Linked DNA regions of Homo sapiens: regions 1 and 2 are each linked to region 3. A link is an interaction called in ENCODE POLR2A ChIA-PET data of the cell type or tissue named here. Cell type or tissue: OCI-LY7. All regions are shown on one strand. Each heading gives the region's core, and the rest is flanking DNA. Links, peaks and the distances in the headings are about the cores only. Region 1 overlaps LINC02698 (long intergenic non-protein coding RNA 2698). Region 2 overlaps LINC02698 (long intergenic non-protein coding RNA 2698). Region 3 overlaps LINC02703 (long intergenic non-protein coding RNA 2703).

The links. Peaks named below come from ENCODE experiments on the same cell type or tissue, not always from the same donor. Only the 100,000 strongest peaks of a DNase experiment are listed, where the experiment ranks them.
Region 1: POLR2A ChIA-PET joins it to region 3 with 12 read pairs; 3 of 35 experiments call an interaction of 5 or more read pairs at or near these places.
Region 2: POLR2A ChIA-PET joins it to region 3 with 17 read pairs; 3 of 35 experiments call an interaction of 5 or more read pairs at or near these places.

What each region holds. Positions count from the first base shown.
Region 1 is chr11:115,864,854-115,871,207 of GRCh38, forward strand. The region is part of intron 2 of LINC02698 (long intergenic non-protein coding RNA 2698); the gene reads left to right. Among named protein-coding and RNA genes, the nearest start is that of LINC02703, 52 kb to the right of the region's middle. RefSeq lists a silencer at 5,199-5,248. In OCI-LY7, for the core only: CTCF peaks have their summits at 5,120 and 5,331; a DNase peak (open chromatin) is centred at 5,158.
Region 2 is chr11:115,872,603-115,878,956 of GRCh38, forward strand. All of the region lies in intron 2 of LINC02698 (long intergenic non-protein coding RNA 2698), which reads left to right. Among named protein-coding and RNA genes, the nearest start is that of LINC02703, 44 kb to the right of the region's middle. In OCI-LY7, for the core only: no CTCF peak of the experiment used is centred there; DNase peaks (open chromatin) are centred at 1,329 and 1,649; H3K4me3 peaks cover 2,386 bases; H3K27ac peaks cover 2,500 bases.
Region 3 is chr11:115,928,441-115,934,794 of GRCh38, forward strand. It overlaps LINC02703 (long intergenic non-protein coding RNA 2703), which reads left to right. Exons shown (of 7, transcript NR_187258.1): 3 at 4,343-4,523; 4 at 5,688-5,910. Among named protein-coding and RNA genes, the nearest start is that of LINC02703, 12 kb to the left of the region's middle. RefSeq lists an enhancer at 1,154-1,293. In OCI-LY7, for the core only: no CTCF peak of the experiment used is centred there; DNase peaks (open chromatin) are centred at 2,061 and 2,901; H3K4me3 peaks cover 1,726 bases; H3K27ac peaks cover 1,586 bases.

The DNA of each region.
Region 1 (6,354 bases), core at 3,671-6,170, 62 kb before region 3:
TTTTTTATGCTACAACTTTGCTGAATTTATCAAATATAAAAGTTTTTTGGTAGAGTCTTCACGTTTTCTAGACATACGATCATGTCATCTACAAAGAGGGACAATTTGACTTTTTTTTTTTCTTCAGTTTGGATTCCTTTTATTTTTTTCTCTTGCCTGATTATTCTGGCTAGGACTTCAGGTACTATGTTGAATAGGAGTAGTGAAAGTGAGTATCTTTATCTTGTTCCAGTTCTTAGAGGAAAGGATTTCAGCTTTTCCCCATTTGGTATAATGTTAGTTATGGATTTGTCATATATGATCTTTATTATGTTGAGGTATGTTTCTTCAATGACTAATTTGTTGAGAGTTTTTTTTTTTTAATCAGGAAGCAATGCTAAATTTTATCCAATACTTTTTCTATGCCTTTTGAGATGGCATATATTTTTTGTCCTTCATTCTGCTGACGTGATGTATGACATTTATTGATTTGCATGATTTGCAAACTTTGAACCATTCTTGCATCTTTGAAATAAATTCTACTTGATTATTGTGTATTTTCTTTTTGAGGTGATGTTGTATTCAGTTTGTTAATATTTTGTTGAGGATTTTTGCATGTATGTTCATCAGTGATATTGGCCTGTAGTTTTTTATTGCATCATTGTCTGCTTTTGGTACCAAGGTAATGCGGTCTTCATAGAATGAGTTAGAGAGAACTCCCTCCTCTTCAATTTTTTGGAATAATTTCAGAAGAATTGGTGCTAGTTCTTGTTAGAAAGTTTGGTAGAATTTGGCAATGAAGCCATCAGGTCCTGGACTTTTCTTTGTTGGGAGATTGTTTTTTAATGGTAATTTTCTCTTTTTTAAAAATTATTTATTTATTTTTAATTTTACTTTGAGTTCCAGGATACATATGCAGAATGTGCACATTTTTTTTTGTTATATAGGTATATGTGAGCCATGGTAGTTTGTTGAACCTATCCTGTCACCCAGGTTTTAAGCCCCGCATGCATTAGCTATTTGTCCTGAGGCTCTTCTTTCCCTTACCCCCAACCCCCAACAGGCCCTAGTGTGTGTTGTTCCCCTCCTGTGTCCATGTGTTCTCATTGTTCAACTCCCACTTATAAGTGGGAATATGCAGTGTTTGGTTTTCTGTTCCTGTGTTAGTTTGCTGAAGATGATGGCATCCAGCTTCATCCATGTCCCTGCAAGGACATGATCTCATTCCTTTTTGTGGCTGCACAGTATTCCATGGTGTCTATGTACCACATTTTCTTTATCCAGTCCATCATTGATGGCCACTTGAGTTGGTTCCATGTCTTTGCTGTTGTGAATAGTGCTGCAATAAACATATGTGTGCATGTATCTTTACAACAGAATAATTTCTATTTCTTTGGGTATATACCCAGTAATGAGATTGCTGGGTCAAATGGTATCTCTGGTTCTAGATCCTTGAGGAATAACCACACTATCTTCCACAATGGTTGAACTAATTTACATTCCCACAAACAATGTAAAAGCATTTTTATTTCTCCACAGCCTCACCAGCATCTGTTGTTTCTTGACTTTTTAATAATAGCCATTCTGACTGGGGTGAGATGGTATCTCCTTGTGGTTTTGATTTGCATTTCTCTAATTATCAGAGATGTTGAGCTTTTCTTCATGTTTGTTGGCTGCATAAATGTCTTCTTTTGAGAAGGGTCTGTTCATGTCCTTTGCCCAATTTTTGATGGGGTTGTTTGTATTTTTCTTGTAAATTTGTTTAAGTTCCTTGTAAATTCTGGATATTAGACCTTTGTTAGATGGGTAGATTGCAAAAATGTTCTCCCATTCTGTAGGTTGCCTGTTTCCTCTGATGATAGTTTCTTTTGCTGTGAAGAAGCTCTTTAGTTTAATTAGACCCCATTTGTCAATTTTAGCTTTTGTTGCAATTGCTTTTGGTAATTTTATCATAAAATATTTGTCCATGCCTATGTCCTGAATGGTATTGCCTAGGTTTTCTTCCAGGGTTTTTATGGTTTTGGGCTTTACATGTAAGTCTTTAATCCATCTTGAGTTAATTTTTGTATAAAGTGTAAGGAAGGGGTCCAGTTTCTGTTTTCTGCATATGGCTAGCCAGTTTTCCCAGCACCATTTATTAAACAGGGAATCCTTTTGTTGGGAGACTTTTTATTTCTACTTTGATTTCATTACTTACTGGTCTGCTCTAGTTTTCCATTTCTTTCTGATTCAACTTTGGTAGGTTGTTTGTTTTCAGGAATGTATTCATTTTCCTTAGGTTTTTCAGTTTAGTGGTGTGTAGTTGTTCATAATAGTCTCTGAAAATCTTTTGTATTTCTGTGGTATCAGTTGTAATGTCTTCTTTTTCATTTCTGATTTTGTTTATTTGGGTATTCTCTCTTTTTCTTGGTTAGCCTAGCTAACAGTTTACTGATTTTGTTTACCTTTTCAAAAACAACTTTTAGTTTCGTTGACTCTTTGTATTTTTTAGTCTCTATTTCATTTACTTCTGTTCTGATCTTTTTTCTTCTATGAATTTTGAGTTTTATTCTTGCTTTTCTAGTTCCTTGAGATGCATCATTAGATTATTTATAATTTTTTAACTTTTTTGATGTAAGCATATATTGCTGTAAACTTTACTCTTAGCACTGCTTTTACTGTATCCCACAGGTTTTGGCATATTGTGTTTCAATCTTTAGTAGTTTCAATAAATTATTTAATTTCCTCTTTAATGTCTTCATTGACCCAGTGGCTATTCAGGATAATGTTGTTTAATTTCCATGTATTTTTACAGTTTTCCAAGTTCCTCGTTATTAATTTCTAGTTTTAATCCATTGTTATCTGATAAGTTGCTTGATATGACTGATTTTTAAAAACTTGCTATTGAGACTTTTTTGTGTCCTAGTATATGGTTTATTTTGAAGAACGTTCCATGTGTTGAGAAAAATGTGTATTCTGTAGTTATTGCATGAAATGTTCTATAAATGCATGTTAAGTTTACATGGTCTAATGTGCAGTTTAATTCCAATGTTTCTAAGTTAATTTTCTGTATAGAGAATCTGTCTAATGCTTAGACTGGGGTGTTGAAGTCCCTAATTACTATTTTATTAGAGCCTATCTCTCCCTTTAGATCTAATAATATATGTTTTATATATCTGGATGCTCCATTGTTGGGTGCATATGTTTAGAATTGTTATGTCCTGTTGTTATAATGACCTTCTTTGTCTCTTTACTGTTTTTGACTTAAATTCTCTTTTATCTGATACAAGTATAGTTACTCCTGCTTGCTTTTGGTTTCTGTTTGCATGGAATATCTTTTTCTATTTCTTTACTTTCAGTCTGTATGTGTCTTTATAGTTAAGATTAATTTCTTGTAGGCAGCATAATATTAGATCTTTTTAAAATCAAGGTTATTTTTGATGTGTAAGGGCTTCTTCCTGTCATTTTATTAATTGATTTCTGGTTGTTTTGTATATCCTTTTTTCTTAAAGCATTTTCAATATATTATTCCATTGTCTCTTGGCCTCTAATGTTTTTGCTGAGAAATCTGTTAGTCTGATGGGGAGTCCCTTATAAGTGACCTAGCTGCTTTTCTCTTGCTGTTTTTAGAATTCTCTCTTTGTCTCTGACTTCTAACAGCTTGATTATAATGTCCCACAGAGGCTTTTTGCATTGTTTCTGTTTGGAGAACTCTGTGTTTCCTGGATGTCTAAATCTCTTGCTAGGCTTGGGAAGTTTTCTGCTATTATTTCATTGAATAAATTTTCTAACCCTTTTCCTTCACCTTCTGGGACACCAAATATTTATATATTTAATTGCTTTATGGTGTCCCAAGTGTCACATAGGATTTGTTCATTGTTTTTTATTCTTTTTTTACTTTTAGCTGACTGAGTTATTTCAAAAGACATGTTTTCAAGTTTTGAAATTCTTTACTCCACTTGACTTATTCCATTGTTGAAGCTTTCAAATTTATTTATTTATTTATTTTTTAATGAATTCTTCAGTTCCAGAATTTCTGTTTGTTTTTTTTTAATGTTATTTATTTCTTTGCTAAGCTGCTCATTCATGTCCTGAATTGTTTTTCTGAGGTATTGTTTTTATGTGTTCTGTTTTATCTTACTGAGCTTCTTTAATATCATTACTTTAACTTACTTATCCAGGATTTCATAAATTTCTTTTTGATTGGAACCTGGTTGCTGGAGAATTATTACGTTCCTTTGGAAGTGTCATATTTTGAAGTGTCATATTTTACTTGCTTTTTTATGCTTCTTGTGTCCTTATGTTGATATCTGTGCATCTGGTGTAACAGTCACTTCTTGAATTTTTTAAAATTTTGCTTTTGTAGGGGACAATTTTTCCTAAAGATATATCTATGATTTCAGTTGGGTAAGGCACTTTGGCTTTGATTCTGAGTATGTGCAGTAGTGTAGTCTTCATGTGACTTATTTGGCTGTACACAGCACCAGTGGTTTCTGTGATTTCCTCAGTGGCTTAGGGTGTGGTTGTTGACGAAGGATGTAGTGATGTTTTTCTGGGGATGGGGATACCAGGTGGGCCTCTCCTTGGGCCCCAGTAGTGGCAGTGGCAAGCTGAGCATGCCTGTCCTTGGGATCCAGGGTGGCATATTCTGGCACGGATGTTAGCAGGTTCAGGTCAGCTTATTCTTGGGCTTCCAGGCAGCCTACTCAGGTGCTGTTAGTGGCAGTGGTGGGCTTCGCAGGTGGGTGTGGCATGGGTGATGGAGGTAGCAGTGGTAGCGCTAACCTCTGGGTCCTAAGCAGTCTGCACTGGTGTTGACAGTGGCTGTGATGGGCTAGGTGGCCTAGTCCCCAGGCCTGGAGGTGGCACATGTGGGGAGGGGGGGATGCCACTCTGGTGGTAGCAGAAGGCTAGGTGATCCCACCCTCAGACCCCCAGAAAGACTGCTCAGGTGCCAAGGATGGTGGATCAGGCTGGGTAGTCCCCAGGCCCCTGGATGGCATATTTGGGCACTGAAAAAATGGAACCAGGCCAGGTAAATCTGTCATCAGGACCACTGGTGGTACATGCAGATGCTGTCTGTGGTAGGCCAGGGTGAGGTCATCCCCAGGCCCAAGGCAAAATGTTTAGGTGGGTGTGGCAGCAGCTGCACTGCAGCCCTGCTACTGGTGAGGGCAGTGTTGCTTTCAGCGGCAGCAATCATATGCCGGCAGCTGGGAAATATGCACTTTATTTATGCTTTGGCCCCAGCTGCTATAGCCTGCAGCAGCAGCTGCTGCAAGTGGGGGAGTTTGTCTTTGAGGCATGTGAAAATGCATGGAAACTTTGCTGCTGGTGGCAGCAGGATCTTTGCCAATGGCTAGTGCTTTAGCTCTGGAGGCAGCAGCCAGCTGCAGCAGTGGCTGCAGGTAAGGAATATAAGTTGGGCTCCAGAGATGTGGAAATGCAGGGGCTACTGGGCCCCTGGACGGGATGCAGTGTTGCGGGGGCTGGGCTTTTAATATGGAACCTTGCTGTAGCTGCTTATGGCTTCATGAGGGAAAGGGTGAGCCCTAGTATGAGCTCCCTCTCCGGAGCAATACCTTCACATGGTCTTTAGGCAGCTTCCTATGTTAGTCACAGGGATTGCGAGGGTCTAGGAGTTTTCCTGTAGCTAAGATGCAGGAGTCCATGGTTGGAATGTACATCACTGGAGGTCACTTGCTTACTCTTTCCCTGCATTAGAGAGCCTCTCCAGGCTCTCAGCCAATCCTACTGAGCAGTCTGCCTTGCTTCCCTCTCTTTTCCGTGCTTTAAGTGTTTTCTGTTACTTCTATATTGAATTCCAGTGCTCTCTCTTTGATGATCTATTTGAAGTGTGATTATCTACTCACTATTTGGTTCTTCTTTGTGGAAAAGGCGTTTACCAGATGCCTCTAGTCAGCCACCTTGAAGCCCCTCAACATTAAATTTTGAAAAAGTTGCAGCGTAGTATATATAGTATGAAAGCAATATATAAAAACACACATGCATGTATACACATATACATGTGTGTATATACATATACATATGCACAAGCACAGTTATAAACTTATATAGAATATATATTACACATTAATATTATTTACTATATAATACACCTAGACTGTTAAAATATATATTTGTATATTTTTATACATCTATATATGTCAAAGTGTGTTCGCGTGTATGTATGTGTATATCTCTGTGTGTGTGTATATTTATATATATATATATACATTTTTTTTTTTCACAGTGATTATCCCTGAGGAGTGGCATTGGGGGGAAGGTGTGCAAAACCAGGAAATTTTTACTCTTTGATTATAAACTTCTCTAGTGTTAGACTTTTTTTTTTTTTACAGTTAGCAAGCATTACTTACATATTTTTTAATTAGAAAA
Region 2 (6,354 bases), core at 40-2,539, 58 kb before region 3:
GCAATTTGCACCAATTCATCCTGCCAGTTCCTCTTGAGTTTCCTGTATTGTTTCAACTTCCTTTTTCTTTTAAACATATTCAGGACAGCAACATCTTTGTTAACCAAGGAGAAAAATTACAAAAACATATTTCTGAAATATTATAACCAAATGTAGACTTTATAAACGAGGCCTAGGAATAAACGTTAGGCTACCGGGTGAGAGAGATTAAGGTAGGAACAGTCTTTAAAAGTGAAATAAAATGATGCTGAAAGTCCTCGGGGTTGCATGGGACAGAGGGAAGGGGTGGCAGTGATTAGGTGAAGTTTAGGAGAATTGGAGGAGAAGATAGAGCTGAATTCAAACCAGAAGAGGTGTAAGGGGTGGTAGGAGGGCAGGACTGTAGCTGCCCTCCCTTGGAGTGAGGCAGGCTTTGGGTCCTAAAAATAGTGGCTGAGGGATTCACTTTCTTTTATCATCTGCATGGCTTGGGACTTCAATATCCTCAGATGACTGCATACCTTCTCCCTGACCCAGTCTACCAGAGCAGGGGCCATTTAACGGGGGCAGTCCCTCTGACTACACTCCATCTCCAGCAAAATAAAAGGCACTTGAAAAGGGCTCAATCAGATTCACCTTCAGAACAGCAGAATCTGGCTAATGTGATTTCAAGCTTCCCCTCACTGCCCCTGGAGCTCTCCACCTTCTTGCTGATGTCTCAGATTCTTTTAACAAGGGAAAAAGACTTTCATGCCACAATTAGGAATAAAAGGCATAAAATGCAAATGCCTGGCTGAGCTCCAGTTGGAGAATAATCAATCAATCCTTGGAATATAAATTACTGATATCAGATTCTTCCCTGCTATGATACAGGGGGGAGGGTTAAAAGAGTTAACACCTGAAATGGGCATTGCCAAGGAGATGGGCGGGGAGGGAGAGCAGTCCCTTTCAGGTGTACACCTTGAGGTTTGAAGTGTGTGTGTGTGTGTGTGTGTATGCTTTGTGTCACTTAGTGTTCACAATTCTGGGAGGCAGGCATTTGTATTCTTCCTGTTGTGCAAAAAAGGAAACTGAGGCTCAGAGCTGTCAAGTAACTATTCCCAGGACCAGTGACTATGAAACAAGAGATATTTAGTTTGAACTTGTACCTGAGGTTCTGACTGCAAGCCCAGTGAACTTGAAAAAATACACCAAAGCTACAGAAAGAAACTGGAGACAAAAGAAATACCCTACAAACTTTTTCAATTTTGTCTTGGCTGAGACTTGTTTACCTTCAAATAGGGGAGGACACATGAATGTGTATGTGGAGCAATTTTAGTATGGAACTGCCAAGGCAGGCAGCCCGCTTTGCATGATTTATGAAGACAACGAAAAAAAGGAAGTTGAGAGTTGACTTTGTAAAAATAACCTCCATTTACTGTGAATTTGCTATTTGAAGTACACCCCTGTTTTCATTAATTTATCCTCCCTTCACAAAGTTCCTTTGACCTTTCCTTTTCAATCCACTTATGCAGCCGAGGGCTTAAACTATTTCTAGTTTATCATGGACATTATGCTTATTTTTCTTTAAAACGTTTTTTCAATTGAAATATAACACTCATACAGAAATACACACAAAACACGAAACTACATAGTTCCACAAATTATCATGCAATAGACACCTAGGAAGCCGTCACCTAGATTGGGAAATAAAACACCTCTAGCATCCAAGATGCTCTCTTCTTGTCCCCTCCTCCCCCTCACTACTCTCTTTCTACTTCTGGAGGCTTATTTTTATCCAGAGGTTACTCTTCTTCTGGCTTCTAAGATTATAGATTAATATTGCCTATTTTGGGACTTTATATAAATAGACTTATACTATATATTATTTTGTATTTGACTTATTTTGATCACTATTATATACATGAGAGTCACCCATCGTTGCATACAGCAGTTTATTTTCATTGCTGTATACTTTACCACTGTACAAATATACCCCATTCATCTGTCTATTCCACTGTTAGAATTTGGATTGTTTTCACTTTGGGGTTATTATAAATAATGTTACTATGAACAACATCCCTGCACAATTTTTTTTTTTTTTTAGACGGAGTCTCACTTTGTCTCACGCCTAGGCTGGAGTGCAGTGGTGTGATCTCAGCTCAGTGCAACCTCTACCTCCTGGGTTCAAGCAATTCTCCTGCCTCAGCCTCCCAGGTTACTGGGATTACAGGCGTGTGCCACCCTGCCCAGCCTGTACGTGTCTTTTGGTGCACATGTGTATATTTCTGCTGGATATTTACTTGGGATTGAAACTGCTGGGTCATAGAATATATGTAAGTTTAAGTTTAGCAGGTAATACCAAGCTGTTTTCCAAGTAATTGTACCAACGTACAGTCCCATCAACAATGTCTGAGTGCTCCAGTGGCTGCGCAACCTTGCCAACACTTGCTATTACCAATCTTGTGAGTTTCAGTTACTCTGGTAGATGTGTAGTGGTGTTTCATTGTGGTTTTAGTTTTCATTTCCTTGATTACTAATAAGGTTGATCACGTTCATATGTTTACCGGCCTCTGAAATATCTTTTCTTATGAAGTCCCCTTTTCACCCACTTTTTAATTAATTGTCTGTGTTTTATTGATTTGTAAGAGCTCTTCATATATTTTAGATTGAATCTTTGCTTACTTTATATGGATGCAAATAACTTCTCTGTCTGAGCACATGTTTTTTTTTTCTACTCATGGTATCTTTTGATAAGTTGAAGTTCTTAGTTTTAGTGTAGTCTAATTTAACAGCCTTTTCTTTCATGATTAGTACTTTTATGTGCTTCTAAATAATTTCTGTTTTTCTCCTAAGTCCATAGAAATAATATCCTATATTATCACATAGAATCTTTATAGTGCTTTCACTTTCAGATATGAATACCAACTGAAATTAATTTTTGTATATGCTCTGGTATAAAGGTCAAGTTTATTTTTTGTATATGGGTATCCGAGGGTTCCAATATTATTTATAGAAAAGATTGTCCTATTCCCACAGTTCCACAGTCTCAGAAGCCAATGTCCATACATGTATGGTATTTTCTAAACTCTCTTCCACCTCATTGGTCTATTTAACTATCATTGTACTAATGTCACACTATCTTAATTATTATAGTTTAGTGGTATATCCTTCTACCTTTTTGTTCTTCTTTAAGGAATGTCTTAGCTTCTTGGCCATTTGTGCTTTTATGTACATTTTAAAATAATACATTTTCAATTTCACAAAGAAAAAAGGAATAAAGAAAAACTATTGACATTTTGATTGATATTAAAGTGAATATATAGCTCAGTTTGGATATAATTGATGTTTTCACAGTATTTAGTTTTTAATGCTTATGAATTTAGATCTTTTAATTTTTCCAATAATGTTTTATAGGGTTTTTTGGGGGTGTATGTATGTGTAGAAGTCTTTCATACCTTTTATCAGATTTATTACTATTTTATATTTTCTGATGCTATTATGACTAGGTTATAATATCTAAAGAATAATCTATTTTCCAGCTCTTTGCTAGTATTATACACTTATATTTGGTTTTTACATATTGACCTTGTTTTCAACAACCTTTCTCAATAATTTTTTAAATTATGATTATTTATCATATATTCTTTTGGATTTTCTATGTTTAATATAATATTATCTGTAAATATTGACAGTGTTCACTATCCCTTTACAATTTTTATTTTTATTTGTTCTCTAATGTGCTGGCTAGAAGCTCCAGTACATGTTTTTCTAACAGAAGTCCATCCTTGTCTTGTTTTCATCTTTGAAGGAAAAGCTTTAATATTTCTCATTAAGACTGTTGTTGGCTGTTTCTTTTTAACTTTTTCTTATAAAATAATTTTCATTTCTATATCACTTAGAGCTTTTACCATGAGTAGGTGTTGGGTTTTATTAATTGCTTTCCATGCTTCGATCAAGAGTATCATATTAGTTTTCTATATTCTCTTAATATTTTGAATTACACTCTTTTTTTATTATTATTACACCTTAAGTTTTAGGGTACATGTGCACAACGTGCAGATTTGTTGCATATGTATACATGTGCCATGTTGGTGTGCTGCACCCATCAACTCATCATTTAGCATTAGGTATATCTCCCAGTGCTATCCCTCCCCACTCACCCCACCCCACAACAGTCCCCGGTGTGTTATGTTCCCCTTCCTGTGTCCATGTGTTCTCATTGTTCAATTCCCACCTATGAGTGAGAACATGCGGTGTTTGGTTTTTTGTCCTTGTGATAGTTTGCTGAGAATGATGGTTTCCAGCTTCATCCATGTCCCTACAAAGGACATGAACTCATCATTTTTTATGGCTGCATAGTATTCCATGGTGTATATGTGCCACATTTTCTTAATCCAGGCTATCACTGTTGGACATTTAGGTTGGTTCCAAGTCTTTGCTGTTGTGAATAGTGCCGCAATAAACATACATGTGCATGTATCTTTATAGCAGCAGGATTTATAGTCCTTTGGGTATATACCCAGTAATGGGATGGCTGGGTCAAATGGTATTTCTACTTCTAGATCCCTGAGGAATCGCCACACTGACTTCCACAATGATTGAACTAGTTTACAGTCCCACCAACAGTGTAAAAGTGTTCCTATTTCTCCACATCCTCTCAAGCACCTGTTGTTTCCTGACTTTTTAATGATCGCCATTCTAACTGGTGTGAGATGGTATCTCATTGTGGTTTTGATTTGCATTTCTCTGATGGCCAGTGATGATGAGCATTTTTTCATGTGTTTTTTGGCTGCATATATGTCTTCTTTTGAGAAGTGTCTGTTCATATCCTTTGCCCACTTTTTGATGGGGTTGTTTGTTTTTTTCCTGTAAATTTGTTTGAGTTCATTGTAGATTCTGGATATTAGCCCTCTGTCAGATGAGTAGGTTGCAAAAATTTTCTCCCATTCTGCAGGTTGCCTGTTCACTCTGATGGTGGTTTCTTTTGCTGTGCAGAAGCTCTTTAGTTTAATTAGACCCCATTTGTCAATTTTGGCTTTTGTTGCCATTGCTTTTGGTGTTTTAGACATGAAGTCCTTGCCCATGCCTATGTCCTGAATGGTATTGCCTAGGTTTTCTTCTAGGGTTTTTATGGTTTTAGGTCTAACATTTAAGTCTTTAATCCATCTTGAATTAATTTTTGTATAAGGTGTCAGGAAGGGATCCAGTTTCAGCTTTCTACATATGGCTAGCCAGTTTTCCCAGCACCATTTATTAAATAGGGAATCCTTTCCCCGTTTCTTGTTTTTGTCAGGTTTGTCAAAGATCAGATAGTTGTAGATATGCGGCATTATTTCTGAGGGCTCTGTTCTGTTCCATTGGTCTATATCTCTGTTTGTTTTTGTACCAGTACCATGCTGTTTTGGTTACTGTAGCCTTGTAGTGTAGTTTGAAGTCAGGTAGCGTGATGCCTCCAGCTTTGTTCTTTTGGCTTAGGATTGACTTGGCAATGCGGGCTCTTTTTTGGTTCCATATGAACTTTAAAGTAGTTTTTTCCAATTCTGTGAAGAAAGTCATTGGTAGCTTGATGGGGATGGCATTGAATCTATAAATTACCTTGGGCAGTGTGGCCATTTTCACGATATTGATTCTTCCTACCCATGAGCATGGAATGTTCTTCTATTTGTTTGTATCCTCTTTTATTTCATTGAGCAGTGGTTTGTAGTTCTTCTTGAAGAGGGCCTTCACATCCCATGTAAGTTGGATTCCTAGGTATTTTATTCTCTTTGAAGCAATTGTGAATGGGAGTTCATTCATGATTTGGCTCTGTTTGTCTGTTCTTGGTGTATAAGAATGCTGGTGACTTTTGCACATTGATTTTGTATCCTGAGACTTTGCTGAAGTTGCTTATCAGCTTAAGGAGATTTTGGGCTGAGACGATGGGATTTTCTAGATATACAATCAAGTCATCTGCAAACAGGGACAATTTGACTTCTTCTTTTCCTAATTGAATACCCTTTATTTCCTTCTCCTGCCTGATTGCCCTGGCCAGAACTTCCAACACTATGTTGAATAGGAGTGGTGAGAGAGGGCATCCCTGTCTTGTGCCAGTTTTCAAAGGGAATGCTTCCAGTTTTTGTCCATTCAGTATGATACTGGCTGTGGGTTTGTCATAGATAGCTCTTATTATTTTGAGATACGTCCCATCAATACCGAATTTATTGAGAGTTTTTAGCATGAAGGGTTGCTGAATTTTGTCAAAGGCCTTTTCTGCATCTATTGAGATAATCATGTGGTTTTTGTCTTTGGTTCTGTTTATATGCTGGATTATGTTTATTGATTTGCATATGTTGAACCAGCCTTACATCCCGGGGATGAAGCCCACTTGATCATGGCGGATAAGCTTTTTGATGT
Region 3 (6,354 bases), core at 1,817-4,316:
TGTTCTTTGTGGCTGGACTTAAATGGTTAGGGTGAAGGTGGGTCATAAGTCCAGAGTTTAGCTCCTGGGGGACCTTCTTCCAAGGCCTGGGGGCCTATAAATTCCAAATTCTAGACTTACAGGGATTTTAATGTTGGGAGCAGTTCTGTATAGGAGGGAAGAGGTGCTGCTATCAGGAACTCAGAGAGGATTTTTCGAATCTGTTGGGACTGTTTTCGAATCCCAGTTATGTGACGGAGGCCAATCAGTATTCTCTCTCTCTGCATCTCAGCTTTCTCATCTATAAAACGGGAATCTAATAAAAATAATAATAGCAAATACTTGTAGAATGCCAACAAGATGTAAGACTCTATTTTAAGTACTTAATAGCTATTAATTTAATCTTTACAACAATCTTGTGAGTCAGGAATATTATCACCATTGAACAGACAAGAAAACTGATTCTCAAAGTATTAAGTGACTTGCCCAACATCACAGTGCTCATACACGACGAATATGGTACTTGAGCCCAGCAGTCTGGCTACAACATCTGTGTTTAACCACTGCAATACTTCACAGCAGGGCTGGATAACTACCTGAACCTTGGGTGGTAAAAAAACAGCTTAACAACATGTGGTGGTTTTAAAACCTGTCTGCAAACTCTTTGATACTCCTCCATCAAAAGGCAAAATCTAGGTCTCCTCCCCTTGAAAGTCCTAGATAAACTGTGTGACAGACTTCAAGAATTAGGATGCAGTGAACAGAATGCTATGAAATTTCCAAGGGTGGCTTAGGAAAGGCCTTTGGCTTCTGCTGGTTTCTCTCAGGATACCTGCTTTGGGAGCCTTCTGCTGCTGCGTGAGATCCCTGGCTACCCTGGAGAGACATCAGACAACAAGTGAGATGCCCAAGAGCCCTAGCTGTCTTTGTCTTTGCAGCCCAAGCTCCAGACATGTACTGAAGAAGCTTTAAGGATAAATTCAGTCCCAACTACTCCCTGGCTACAACTATGAGACAGACCCTCCCAAGTCAGAACTGCCTAGCCAAGCTCAGGCAACTCCAAGATTTAAGAGCAAAATAAAAGATAGTTATTGCTTTAAGCTACTGTTTGGGTGGTTTGTTATGCAGTAGTAGATAGTCAGAACATAACACTTACTTTACAATAGTTGTAAAGTAAGGAATGAGGAATCATTTCAATGAGGAATCACTGAAAATGTAGATGTCGAGCCCTTGGTAGTGACTGCCACCTCACTTTCCCTCATTCATCTGCACTCTCTGGGTATCCTCACAAATACCTCTTGTCTTAAAACAGAAGTGACTCATACACAAGTTCAATAGCCACCTCCACCAAACTCTGGAAACCAGTGTCGCGGATCGCAGCTTTCTCACTTATAACTGGTGATCTTCACAGCTCTTTAAAAAACAAAAACACTGCACATGATGCTACTGCGTGGAGGCACTGGCATGTATAGACAGGGAATTATCAGCACCTTATGTCATTCCAGAAAAGCTCCTGGAACTTACACTGGGCATGCTCTGTTGCTGACCTCTCTCCCTTCCCTAAGTACACATTAGGTTCACACTGTGCCAGCTTTTCCTTAGATGTGGTTTTGTGCGGGTAAAGACTTTAGCTTTATTTTATTCTTCCATGCATTTTGTGGATTACATCACTGAGACAGAGAATAATGCATATTACAGTATAATGAGGGAGCCACAGGCCTATCTGAGGGAAGAGAAGTGGAAAATGAAAGAATAAAGGGGAATGAAGAAAGGCTAAAGAAAAGAAAGAAAGGCATAGAGAGGAAGAAAAAATCGAAGGGGGGGGAGAGAGAGAGAGAGAGAAAAGATAAAAACGTGGAAGGCAAGTGAAAGGGAAATGGGAGAAAGGACAGGAAGGGGCTGGAGATGAAAGACAAAATGCAATGAGGAGAAAGTGGCCATTTCATTCTGACTGCTCTGCTCTCAGCTGAGTCCTGCAGCTGGAGAGCCTGGAGGCTGCAGTCCCCACATCTGCCCACTGCACTCGGTGCCAGGGCTGGCCTTGCACACATAGCTCTTGCCTGCAGCTCAACACCCTGAGCTCCTTAAATAGCTTTGAACCACACTGAGTGGTGGATAAACATTTGTTTCACAGCTCACAAAGCAGAGCTGCTGGCTACCAGCAGGTTTGATGTAATGAGTTCCATTCTGGACCCCGGGGAGCATTTAGAATGGGCTCTTCTTTGCCCAGGCTGCCAGTCAAGCTGGTACCAGGGGGAAAGAAAAAACACAACACTAATCTCTTCCCCACCATCCCTGTCCAGATTTGGAGTCCCCAGAAACCAAAGTACTCCATTCTCAGGGGATGGGATTAAGGAGCAGGGTGCCCCAGGAACCCGAAATGCAAGTGCCAGAAAGGGTGGCTGGATAACCTCCTTTTTACGCATCCTCAGGAAATTACTTGGACTCATGAGCAGTCCAAAATCCACTCACTTCTCAGGAGCTGAGAATTGCAGACAGAGTCTCTGGTCTCATCCCCTCTCTGCTTGCTCCACACAGCCTTCCTTTGCAGCTGTGGAGCTCAATTCTTAAGAAAGGAGATAGTAGAACAGCCTGGCATTGCTGCCCTTGGTTGGCAGCTGCCCTCCTTGACCACTGCTCTCTACCACCCAGATTGTGCCCAGAGCTTCCTGTTTACCTCTGTGCTCAGAGAGCCACAGTGCCCTGCGTTCTGACCCCCATTCCCATCACAGCAGGGGAGGGAGGGTGATGGGGAAGGGGCTGCTGATCCTCCTCTTTATTCCCCGCTTCCCCCCAAACTCCCCACTCCAGGACAATATGACATGCCACCGGAAGGAGCTGAAGACCAGTTGATATGATGAATAAATGGTAATTATGTGGTTGGCCTTTCAGCACTTCCTCTGTGGATATTAATAGCCATTAATGCCCTGCTGTTTTGCACTGCACCAGAGTCTGCCAGACAGAGCACAGGGCAGGTCACTGCCCCAGCCCTGTGCTCACCCCCCTACCAGCACTGCCTCATTTGCTTCAGAATTTCAGGAAGGAAATGAACTTGCAAAGACAGTGGGTAGAAAATTAAAAGGGGTGAAAACAAATCCAAGGGGGAAGTCATTTAGATTTCCAGGTAAATTGGTTGTTGAATTGGCTTCTTGGACTGTTATGATTGGGATCTCCTAGGGGTCATCTTGTCTCTTTCCAGATTCTAGGCAGGAGTCACCATGAAAACTTATATCCTTTTCCTTAGAGTTACTGGGGCTGAGAGAAATTAGCAGATGAGTACAGAGGCAGACTTGAATTTCCCCATCAAAGCAAGTTGGGCAAGAGCAGAACTGACCAGGCTTAAATGGCAGAAGTGTAGACAAAAGTGGACAGCCTGAATCCTACCATTCTTTGAGGCAGCAACATGGTGTACAGAAGGAGCATAGATAGGCCTTGAAATCAGACCCCGGGGTTAACCAGCTGGCCCTACCACCTGCTAGTTCTACACTCTGGACTACAGGAGATAACAAAAAGAGTGTAGCTACTGCATGAGAAGACTCAACTTTATCACTGTGTGATCTTGGGTAACTTGCATACCTTCTCTGGACCCTAATTTTCTCATCAGAAAAAAAATTTCCTAGAACAGGACTGTATATAATAAATAAATACTAGTCCTTGTTGAGTAGTGTGTTGGAGCTACCTAGTACCAGCTCATGAGAGCCAATGTTATGCCTCCCTTCCCAAATTTGTGTTCAGTGACATCACGTTGGTAGCTTGAAATTGGCCATGGTAGGAATATTTACACCAGAGAAATTGGTAATGCTACAAATTAGGTGTATTCTCACCTCCACCCCCCTTAGGAGAACTGATTGTTCAACATATACCAGCAAACGGCTGCTCCTGCCTGTTTCAGCTGTTTGGAATAGTGGGGTCTTAGAGCATGTCCTCGGGCTCCTGAAAGCCACAGGCCAGCCCTTTGGATGATCTATTTGCCTCCCATACACCTCAACAAACTGTTCACTTCTAACAGGGATTGTCAAAATCTCCTTGAGGCCCTATTAGAAAGCTGCAGTTCCTTGATCTATTCAGCACCAAGAGGCAATTGTCGAGGAAGTTGATTGTAGTTCAAATCCAGGTATCAATTCAAAATGTTTTTGCCTCAGACAACCGTGTGCGATCAATCAGTAATGTAATCCTCTGCTGGTAGAACACAAAAACAAAGCCCCACCTTGCCTTGTAAACACAACATCATTAGTCTTAGGATAAACTATAAATTGATGCATAGAGCAAACAGCCAGAGCTGCATCCCGGGGAATGGGAGCAGATGAAATAGCAGTACTTTATGGTGAATGACAAATCATTGCTTGTTCCGTTCCCTATCAAGTGGAACACCATCAATCACATGGTGGACTCGTTGGGTTCCAAGACAGATAGGACACCATGAACAGATGCTATGGCTGAGACTGCTGGCCTGGGCAGCACTGTACTTTTTGCTTTTCCTGGAAGGGGAAGAAGAGAACAATCCACTTTCTGTATGGTCCTGTCCTTCATTCGAGTTTATAACGGTGAGTAAGTCAAGGAATTCCATCAATCATAATGTCCTTGAGAATGGGAACCTTCATCCTTTTCATGTTACACAAAGTCCTGTTTGAATGGCAAGGGAAAGAAATGGCAGGCTTCTAACCAAAGAAAGAAGGAGCAGAGGACAGATCAACTGCTTTTTTGATTTCAGAAAGTCATTAAAGTCCCATCTGTCCTCATATAGTGACTCTCAATCTCTGGGTCTGCCATAGTGCCTGTAATACCAACCCCTTGGGTCACTCTTTTATATTAAGGTATTATATTCAAAAGGAGCATATTACTATGTGCATATCAGCTCCAACACAATGGGGCATTATCTGAGCACGTAATAGGTGCTCAGTATCTATCTTCTAAATGGATAAATGAAAGGATGGATGCATGATAATACACAGTAGGTAGTTTGGATGGAAGGAAAAGAGGATCGGGAAAGGAGTGAGAGGTATGATTGTAAAATTAACATTAGAGTAGGTGACACTGCTTTCAGGGATAGGAGACTGGAATGGGTGATTTCTCCAAAATGAAGAAAGGTGATACAAGAGGGGAAATAGGAAATCCTGAAGATAATACCCATCTCCTTTCTAGTGTTTCCTATGGCCAGTTGGTTTTTAAGCAAAGCATGTTGAGGGAATAAAAATCAAAGTCTGTCTCTATTCTAATGGGAACATGAGGCAAGGAGGAAAAAGGTGGCTGTGATTTGCTGTCGCTCATGCATAATCCCACAGGCCCTATTTCTGGCCTTCTGCCATTCGTGGGGCCAGGGAACTGAGAAGCAATGGAATCTTTCTGACTGCTGATTTAATTAAGTGTGGCTAGTCTGTGACAGAGGCTGACTCGGCACCAAGCCAAAGTCACAGGTGAGTTGGTCATGTCATTGATGGGTGAGTCCAGCCTCATGTTTGACCAAATCAACCAGTCATTTGGGATATCTGAAGACTTACGGATAGCAATTGATCCTGCTATGGTGCTGGAAGACACTGGTGATTTGGTTAAAACCCATCTCTCTCTCTATATGTATATATAGTAAAGAACATACTGGCTAATTCAGGCAATCTGACAGTCTGGGGTAGCTACAACTTTAGTGATACCAAGTATTGGACATTATGTAGTGAAAACCATGTTTGACTTATATCTTTTTTCATTTCACCTAGTTGTTGTGGACATTGTGCTGACACACCTAAGGGTGGTTTGGAAACAGTTGGCATGTTTTCTTTATGTATTTTTCACCTCTGCCATCTGTAACTGAGAAAGGGTATCCTTCCTCCTGCCAGTTCTCCCCAGCTGAAGTCTACACAATCTTTACCCAGACATCAGAAACAGCTGTCTCAGGCAGAAGGCGCTTGACTCCAGGTGGGCGCTCAGCAGCAAGGGCAGGTGAGATAATGAGCAACAATAAAGTCCTTTTCAAGGAGGTGGGAGTCTGTTGGAGGGGTGAGTTGGTTAGCATATGCTGGCCCTTACTTGGCTCCTAGCATTTGTTCTTCTGTGAAGCTTGTTTCTCAGTGTGATATCAGATTTACTCCTCCTTCTCTTCCTCCTTTCCTGCCTTCTTTTTTCCCTTCATTTACTGTGCATGACACTGTGCTTGATACCACAGAAGACTCAAAGATGATGCAGCTATCACCCCTACCCTCAAGGACCCAGCCACACTCTACCTAGGAAAAAGGCAAATCAAACGCAACCATGTTGCTAATAATAATAATAAATGAAGAAAAGATAAGAAGAGATTAAGCATTTGGAGTTCAGGGAAAAGGAAGTAGAAGTGTATTTGGGTTTCATAGAGGAGATAAATATTGTACACACATAGGCCTAAAAGGA